2 separate regions of the Homo sapiens genome follow, and region 2 is linked to region 1. A link is a contact called in ENCODE Hi-C or POLR2A ChIA-PET data. All regions are on one chromosome and are shown on one strand. Each heading gives the region's core, a stretch centred on a gene start or an enhancer-like site at or near the end of the contact. The rest is flanking DNA. Distances are from core to core; before and after follow the strand shown.

Region 1 (3,676 bases), core at 573-3,072:
GTGACAGCGGTTGGTGTGAAGGTGCTGAGGGGGGTTAAACTCTAGTTTTACTTTGTAAAGCTTTAACCTTTACGTTAACTCCCACTGAGTAGGTATAATTCAGAGAGAACAGAGAAGGCATTAAGACAAGATTAACAATGGCATTAATAATAATAATGCATGTTTACAATAAACACCCCCACACACCTCTATAAACAGGCAAGGAGGTATGAAACTAAAGAAAATGAAATTAATAACATTGTTCTCCTTTTTATAAACACAAAGTATGTATGTAGGTACATACACACACACATACATATATACACACATATGTATATGGTTTCTAGGAAGACAGCAAGGGTAACTAACGGTCATTAAGTATTGACTGGCTTGAGTGATGCCTGTTAGCGACTAAAAGTTGACGAGGTCTAAACTAAAATCGAACGTTTTTCTTTTTATTCTTTAAAAAAAAAATACTAGAGCTCTTTAAAAGCCCGGAGGACTTACCCTCAGGGATTATTCAGAGAAAAACTGAGACTGGCCGTTCGTCACAGGCAATTGTAAAGGGTTTCAAAGGGCCGATCAAACGATCGCCAGAGTAATCTACATTCAAGTCCGGATGATGGTGTTACGGCACACACCTGCGGGGTGTTTGCTGTCCGTGCCCCTCGCCGAGCTACAAATCATCATTAAAGCGAGCTGCTTAAGCTTCTTCCCAGCTTCTAGACAAGAGTTACTTGGGACAGTTCACTTTGATATTGCTGCAGCTCGCAATTGACAAGCAAGCTATTTTGGAGCTCAAGCCAGAGCCCACATCCTAATGCGCTTCGCGAAAGTAAGCAGGGTGGTTGGGGGCAGGGAGGGGTGAGCAATTGCAAAGGTCTGTCTCTTTCGCCAATTTCCAGAGCAGAATCACCGCAAAAATGTGTAGGAAACCAGGTTAAATCAGCTGAAACCCGCCTTGAGTTTCTAGTGAGGGCCCTCCCAAAACTTCTTTACTACAACTTTTAACCGACCCATACTGTGGACATAATCTCACCACCTCAGTTTCCCTCCTTCCTTCTCTTAAGTACCCACAGTCGGGTCAGCACCCAACCTCCATCAGGGTTGGTATCTAGTTTGAAACTTTCACTTTTGGTTCCTTGGTTTGCGATTATTTTCCCCCTTTTTGTGCGGACTGTGCCCTCGCTGCTCTCACTGCCCTCACCTTGAGGGGGAAAATAATCCGGAGTTGGGTAAAAAAGAAAAAGAAAGAGACTTGAGGGTCGGACAGCTGGAGGCGGGGAAAGGGGGGGGGTCGATGTGGGTTTCTGTCTGCGTCTGCCTGAGTGCCTGCAAGCCCTCGGCAATCCGCGTGCGACCCACTGGCGGGGGCGGGGTGGGGGAATTAACCGGCTATCGGTGATGCCAAGATCAACACTCGGAGCGAATGTATCAATAGACCAATTTTCTGCTCTTACCGCGAGCTTTTTCGTTTCAATCCAGAGTGGAGGTGTCTGCGCTGCGCAAGACGCAACAGCACAGTGGCGTCAGGCAAAAAAAAAAAAAAAAAAAAAAAAAAAAAGAGGGCGCTAGATGCGGGAGGCGCAAATATGGAAATTAACTCATTAGGAAGGGGTGTGGTTACCGCGAAGCCCCCTCCTCCATCCCGTCCTTTCTCCCTTGCTGCCACCGTCCCGGCTTGCTAAATATGAGATTACAAACAAACAAATAAAGCAGAAGCTGACTACGCAGTCCCAGATCAAACACGCTCCAGATAATTCGCTTCACTCAGCGCTGCGGCCAGATCTGCAGCTCAGCGCTGGCCCCTGACGCCCGCCGGTGTTTCAGCGCCCCCTCCACGCCAGCCCCGGCTGCCGCAGCTCTGAAAGGCAGGGCCCGCGGCGGCGTTTCGAAGGCACAGCACGTGGCCCTGACGCCCCGTTTGGTATACGTTTTAAAACATCAGACAAACGCTTCCACCAATATGGTGACCGTCTGAGGCCTTCTGCTGATCTCAGAGGTCCTCTCCTAAATGCTGCCTGAAGAGGATGAGGGTGGTGGTGGTCTCTGGGAGAAAAACAAAAAACAAAACAAACTAGAAAGTAATGTCCCAGAGTCCCTGGCCAAGAGGCTTTTCCCGGGGCGCCGCACTCCGCGAGAGGTATCAGTAGTGGAGGGCTCCGAGAATACGGAGGCTGGGGCCTGGAGGGGGTCTGAGCGTTGAAGTCCCGAGTTGCGATATTATTAACCAAAGACCAGGTTACCAAGATTGAGGGCGAGGAGGCTGGAGAATCTGCAGTGCATAATTATGTGCCGAAATAAAATGTTTCAGTGGGGGGAAAGGGGGTAAAAAGAACACGCAAAACCTCTCAACACCCCCACCCCACCCCGCCCCAGCTGCCCTGCCCCTAGGTCCTCAAAGCCTGCCTCTGTGCAGGGCTAAGGGAAAAAATGGCACTTTTATGGTTTTCCTTCCTGCGTGGCTCGCCTCCTTGTCCCTGCTCCCTGCCTGGCGCTCCCCCAGCTGCGGGCCCCTTGGAGGAAGGCTGCCCAGTCCCCTCGTCTCCCGCTGCCTGCAGGCCACCGAGTCTCAAAGCACGCATTGTCCAGCGGGGGCGGGGAGGCCAGCAGACCCATGGAGAAGAATAACACTGCGCCCAGCTCCTGTTAGGGAAAGTTTCCCAAATGCACTCCTTGTGGTAACATACTACTTTAAAAGATGGGGGGGCGGGGGGGATACGTTTTGAAAATCCGCTGCTTTCTCCAATTCTTCACCCTCTCCCCGTCACTTTTTAGGTCCTGAGAAAGAGAGTGGACCGGGAAGAAACTGGAAGGTGGCATGGAGGGCCAAAAATGTGAACCTGACTCTAGAGCAGTCAATGTGATGGTTTTTAAATGCAGGTGGGAAGAGTGAAGGGGGGATGTCTTCTCCCACGTCTGGTTGGGAGACAGATGCATGGCCGGTGCGCTGGGGGTTGCAGGAAGACTGGGCCACGAGGGCGCGTGTGCAGGCAAAGCATTTTGCACCTCCTGTTTATCTTAGAAACGGGGCGGAGGGGGGTGGGTGGGGAGCGATTGTTCTGCTTCCCGACAGGCAGAAGAAGTTGAATAAAATGGAGAGGCGGGCACACGCAAAAACAAAAACTGCTGCAGGCTCAGAGTCTTTCTCCTTGACCCGAATTCCAAATGGTGGGGGCTCTTCATTTGCAAAGGACTCCGATGTCTGAAGACCCCAGAGACAGCGGTCCTTCAGTGACGGCAAAAGCCGCGATAGAGACCGTTAGAATTGGGGCTTTTGGGGCAAATGTAATTAATCTTTCATTCGAGCAGCGGGGACCCATTCCTTCTAGGCGTTGTCGTCTGCATTGTAGTTCTCTGAGTTTCATGTGCTCTTCCAGGCGTTTGCAAAATAATGGCTCAGGTCCCTTGCAAAACTCTGCCTGAAACAAGTATATTCCAAGACAGTGCGGTAGCGAATAGGTTTTAAAAATCAAATCAAAACAAAGTAAAACCAAAAAAAAAAAAAAAAAAAAAAGTCCCAGGCCCATGCTCTTGGTGTCCAACCACCAAAATGAGGGAAGGGGAGAATAAGTGGTTGTGGCTATTTGGGAGTCGCGCTAATTTGGTGTGTGGACTTAATGCCTTAACGCTAAATCGGCAATATAAAGGGCTGAAGAGCAAGCCCGATAAAAGCTCTAATTACTACTGGAAACTT
Region 2 (4,226 bases), core at 1,006-3,505, 890 kb before region 1:
GAAGGAGCCCAGATGGCCCCAGGTGGGCTACTAATCCCAGGATTTTGAAATCTTGAGTCTGGCCTCTGGAAGAATTTCCCATTCTGTACAAAGATGAAGAATATACTGTTCCTTGTTCTGTTAACCTATTTTTATAAAACAGAAGGATTTTTTTCCTCCCTACTGAAGGTAAGTTTTACATGCAGATCCTATATGTATTTTGCTAGACATATGCCCAAGTACTTTTTCTTCCTCTTTTTTTGGGTGGTATTGTAAATGGTATTATTTCTTAATTTCAAATTCTAGTTTTTCATCGCTGGTATGTAGGAAAGCAATGAGTTTTGTATATTGACCTTATATCCTGCAACCTTGCTAAACCTGCTTAGTAGTTCCAATAATTTTTTAAAGATTCTTTGGAGTTTTCTACTGTAATAATCATGTCACCTGTGGTAAAGACAGTTTACTTGTCCCTTTTTAATATGTATACTTTTTATTTCTTTTTCTTATCTTACTGCACTAGCTAGGACCTTGAATAGGTTGGTGAAAGAGAATATCTTTATCTTGTTACTGATCTCAGGGGAAAGTATGCTATCTCTTTATTTTTTTGTTTATTTATTTTTATTTATTTACTTTTTTATTATACTTTAAGTTCTAGGGTACACGTGCACAACGCGCAGGTTTGTTACAAATGTATACGTGTGCCATGTTGGTGTGCTGCACCCATTAACTCGTCATTTACATTAGATATATCTCCTAATGCTATCCCTCCCGCCTCTCCCCACCCCACGGCAGGCCCCGGTGTATGATATTCCCCACCCTGTGTCCAAGTGTTCTCATTGTTCAATTCCCACCTATGAGTGAGAACAGAAAGCATGCTATCTCTTACCATTAGGTATGTTTGCTGTAGGTTTCTCATGTATGCCACTCCTGCCGCCCCCACTTTTTTTTTTGAAATGGGGTCTCACTCTGTCACCCAGGCTGGAGTGCAGTGGCATGCTCTTGGCTCACTTCATCCTCCGCCTCCCAGGTTCAAGCAATCCTCCTGCCTCAGCCTCCTGAGTAGCTGAGATTACAGGTGCCTGCCACCACGCCTGGCTAATTTTTGCATTTTTAGTAGAGATGGGGTTTCACCATATTAGTCAGGCTGGTCTCAAGCTCCTGACCTCAGGCGATCCACCCACCTTGTCCTCCCGAAGTGCTGGGATTACAGGCGTGAGTCACTGCGCCCGGCACCCCTTTTTAAATTAAGAAAATCTCCTTATAGTTCTCATTCTTTGAGACCCACAGAATGGGAATTATCTGTTTTAATCTAATCTATCAAGAGATTTGATTTATGGTCATTCCTGTCAGGCTGGGATGGTTTGGAGATGGTAGAGGGAAAGAACATTCCACCCCTGAACCCTGTGGTAATTGTTCTCTGAGTCAGCTCTCTGCCGTCTGTGGCCTCCATACCTCGTCATGAAACCAGAGATCTCTAGCAGCTGCACTGGTGAAAGAGGCAGCAAGAGGTGGAGTGATCCACTCACCTTTAAATCTGAAGGGCTGCCACTTCTTACCTGTGTGAACTTGGATGAATCCCAAAACCTCATTTCTAAAATCAGGACCTTGATTACATTGTAGGCACATGAAGATAGCCTGAAATGATAGTAACTCTAAAGTACTCTACAAATGGATCCTTTAGATGACAACTTGTTAGAGGGCAGGATCCATGTCAGTGCATTTTAGTATCCCCTAAATAGTCTGGGGCACAGTAAATGCTTAATATGTGTCTAATGATTCTGTTATTACATATATTTGTCCCTCCGAGATCTCATTGTTTGCCCTTGGGCTGTGTGGGGGGTACTACAGAGCAGGTGTTACCACAGGGGCTGTGTCAGAGTCTATGATTTCAAGCAAGTCACCAAAGCTCCCTAACCAATAATGGGACTCTGGGTAACCAAGTGAGATGCCCCAGGTAAAGCTCTCTGCAAAATATCCGCTCTCTGTAAATGCTGAATTAATGCCAGCTGTTATTTTTACTTAGGTAAGATCTTTATTAGGGAACTAGAGAGGGAAAGCTGTGGGGTTTGGCGTTTATTTGTTTGTGATTATTTATTAGTGTGTCCTGGAGGAAACTTTCTTCTTTGCTCATGGTTGACAACAGAGGGCAAAAATGAAGGCAAAATGTGGCCTAATGCTGTCAGTTGGCCGGTATTTTCATTTGTACAGATTACTAGTTTTCTTCTTTTCCTAGTGTCCTCTGGCCCACTAGGTGACACTGTTTACTCGTCTATGGTACCCCATTTAGGACTTTCCACAAATCTTATTTAAAAGTAGCATGTTTTGTTTGGGGTGCTGGGGAGGGGGAAAGCGTGTTGAGAAGGAAAATACAAATGAACCGTCAGTGGCTAAACTTTGAGGTACAATTAGGGGCCAATTGTCATCTATGGTTATGTGACGTTATGGGCTAGTTTCAAACTATTTTTTAACGAATTTTAAGAGCAACATGCAATTAGTTTCCAATTCTATTCCAAGAAATGAAGGAAAATTGACTTCCCCTTCCCAAGCCGTCACCAAACCAAAGGATAAAATAAACTGCTGTGGCTTTGAATGTAGAGTTGAGTAGATGCTCTTGAATGATTGTTTCCACCTCATTCTTCAATGATAGTTAATGAGGGCACAGACCACTAATAAGCAGTGGAAGCAGCTTCTAGGCTAAGCTTAAATTGGGCCTTCAAATCTAATCAAAATTAGTCACTGCTGAGAAGAAACCAAATGTGGTGTGTCCATTCGGATGTGGAGTTTGGAGAGGCCCTCCTTGTTTTCCAGGTCAGTTATGATTCCATTTCTGCATTGCTATATTGCTACGCACTCACAGGAAGATGACATTTTTTTGGATCCCATCCAATTGAAACTTGTGATGATTCTAAAATGACACATGTAACTTTTGGATAGAAAAAAAATAGAAAATGAATTTCTTGCCTTGCATTTTCAGGCTGTGAGCCATGGGAAGCGTGTCAACCATGTCAAACCAAAGGATCAAGAAATTGAAGATTCCGTTCACTTGCCTTGGAGTTTGAGGTCTGTGTTTTCTATTTATCCTCACCTCTTCATTGTCTATTATAACTTTAAAATTAACTCATTTATGCTGCTTCTGTTTATAAACTTAGATTGTTTTTTTTTTTTTTTTTTTTGTCCTTAGAAGAAACACAACTAAAATTCTCTAACAAATATTTCCCAGTTCAGAATTTTCCTAAAGCTTTCCTGGCCTCCCTGGCTAATGAGCTCCAATTTTCTTTGCTTTTCTGTGTGTCTACCAGCACGCACCACCTTTAGTTGGTGTGTGATAAACAGCTTAATATAGTCACAGTTTTGGCAGCTAACTTTTGGATGACTGTCACAAGGCCCCCTAAAATTGGAATTAAACAGATTTAAAATGAACAGGCAAACTCCTGTGCTTGAGAAAAGAGGATATTTTCATATGTTGTGAGCAGTAGTTAACCCAATGTCTTCTATGTATTTATGCCCTGCTTTATTTAAGTAACAGTAATAACTTTAATCATTATTAGCAGGAGCACTGTTAAATACTAAGCACCTCTCTCTGAAATGGGACTTCTTCCAGAAAAACTCTTTATGTGAAACCAACACTGTGTAATCAACAGTTGCATGAAGAAGTCTGGGGAGCAGAACATATAACAACAGCCTCTGTTCTCTACGCATAGCAGAACGGTAGAGGCTGAAACATGCATTTTGTTGCTTGATTTGGTGTGTAGAGCACCCGGGACATCTGGGATTTGCTTCCTCGAATCTCCAGCTTGCATGGTCCTCTGATGAAGAAAGGAGAGAGCAGGAAAAAAAAAAATGGAAGAGGAGGACAGAGAAAAAAAATTCAGGTCTGGCTTCGGTGCATTTGAATTCTAGCTGTCTGGGGGCATTCTCCCAAATAGCGAATGCTAATTATACTGAGTGTGTCAAATTGTGTCGTACTTTTGTAAATCAAACAAATGTTCCCAGGAGATAGGCGGGAGGCCACCAAACCCTATTCATTTATGATGCAACCTGAATTTAAAGCCAGGACTCTAGAGGGGATAGGTTACTCTGAGTTTATTTCATCTTCTGACACGTGCCTTGCACCTTCAATGTTACCCTGACATAAGGACTGCAGTCTTTCACATAATGCTTTTATTTAAACAGTTAATATGCTACTAGGGATGGCCATAGCACTTTTTAGAGACATTGAGGATAAACATATTGTTTTGAGGGACATA

The links. Hi-C counts contacts between places; a loop is a spot of excess contacts on that map. ChIA-PET counts read pairs that join two places held with the same protein, here RNA polymerase II (POLR2A). Pooled maps may share reads with other maps.
Region 2: a loop to region 1 is called in a map of ectodermal cell, with 3 times the contacts of the local background. The contact joins two enhancer-like sites. A Hi-C loop is called at or near these places in 5 of 168 maps with a recorded cell type or tissue (cardiac septum, dorsolateral prefrontal cortex, ectodermal cell and 1 more), 2 of 37 single-sample maps with no recorded cell type and 4 of 50 pooled maps. POLR2A ChIA-PET finds 5 or more read pairs at or near these places in 1 of 52 experiments (H1).

The regions. Positions count from the first base shown.
Region 1 is chr3:181,724,859-181,728,534 of GRCh38, reverse strand. The region is part of intron 6 of SOX2-OT (SOX2 overlapping transcript); the gene reads right to left. Among named protein-coding and RNA genes, the nearest start is that of SOX2, 15 kb to the right of the region's middle. RefSeq lists an enhancer at 209-947. Within about 2 kb of position 1,822, at least 3 of the 41 ENCODE cell types and tissues checked have a DNase peak (open chromatin) inside an H3K27ac peak, as active enhancers do.
Region 2 is chr3:182,616,325-182,620,550 of GRCh38, reverse strand. No RefSeq gene overlaps it. Among named protein-coding and RNA genes, the nearest start is that of LINC02031, 26 kb to the left of the region's middle. Within about 2 kb of position 2,255, at least 3 of the 41 ENCODE cell types and tissues checked have a DNase peak (open chromatin) inside an H3K27ac peak, as active enhancers do.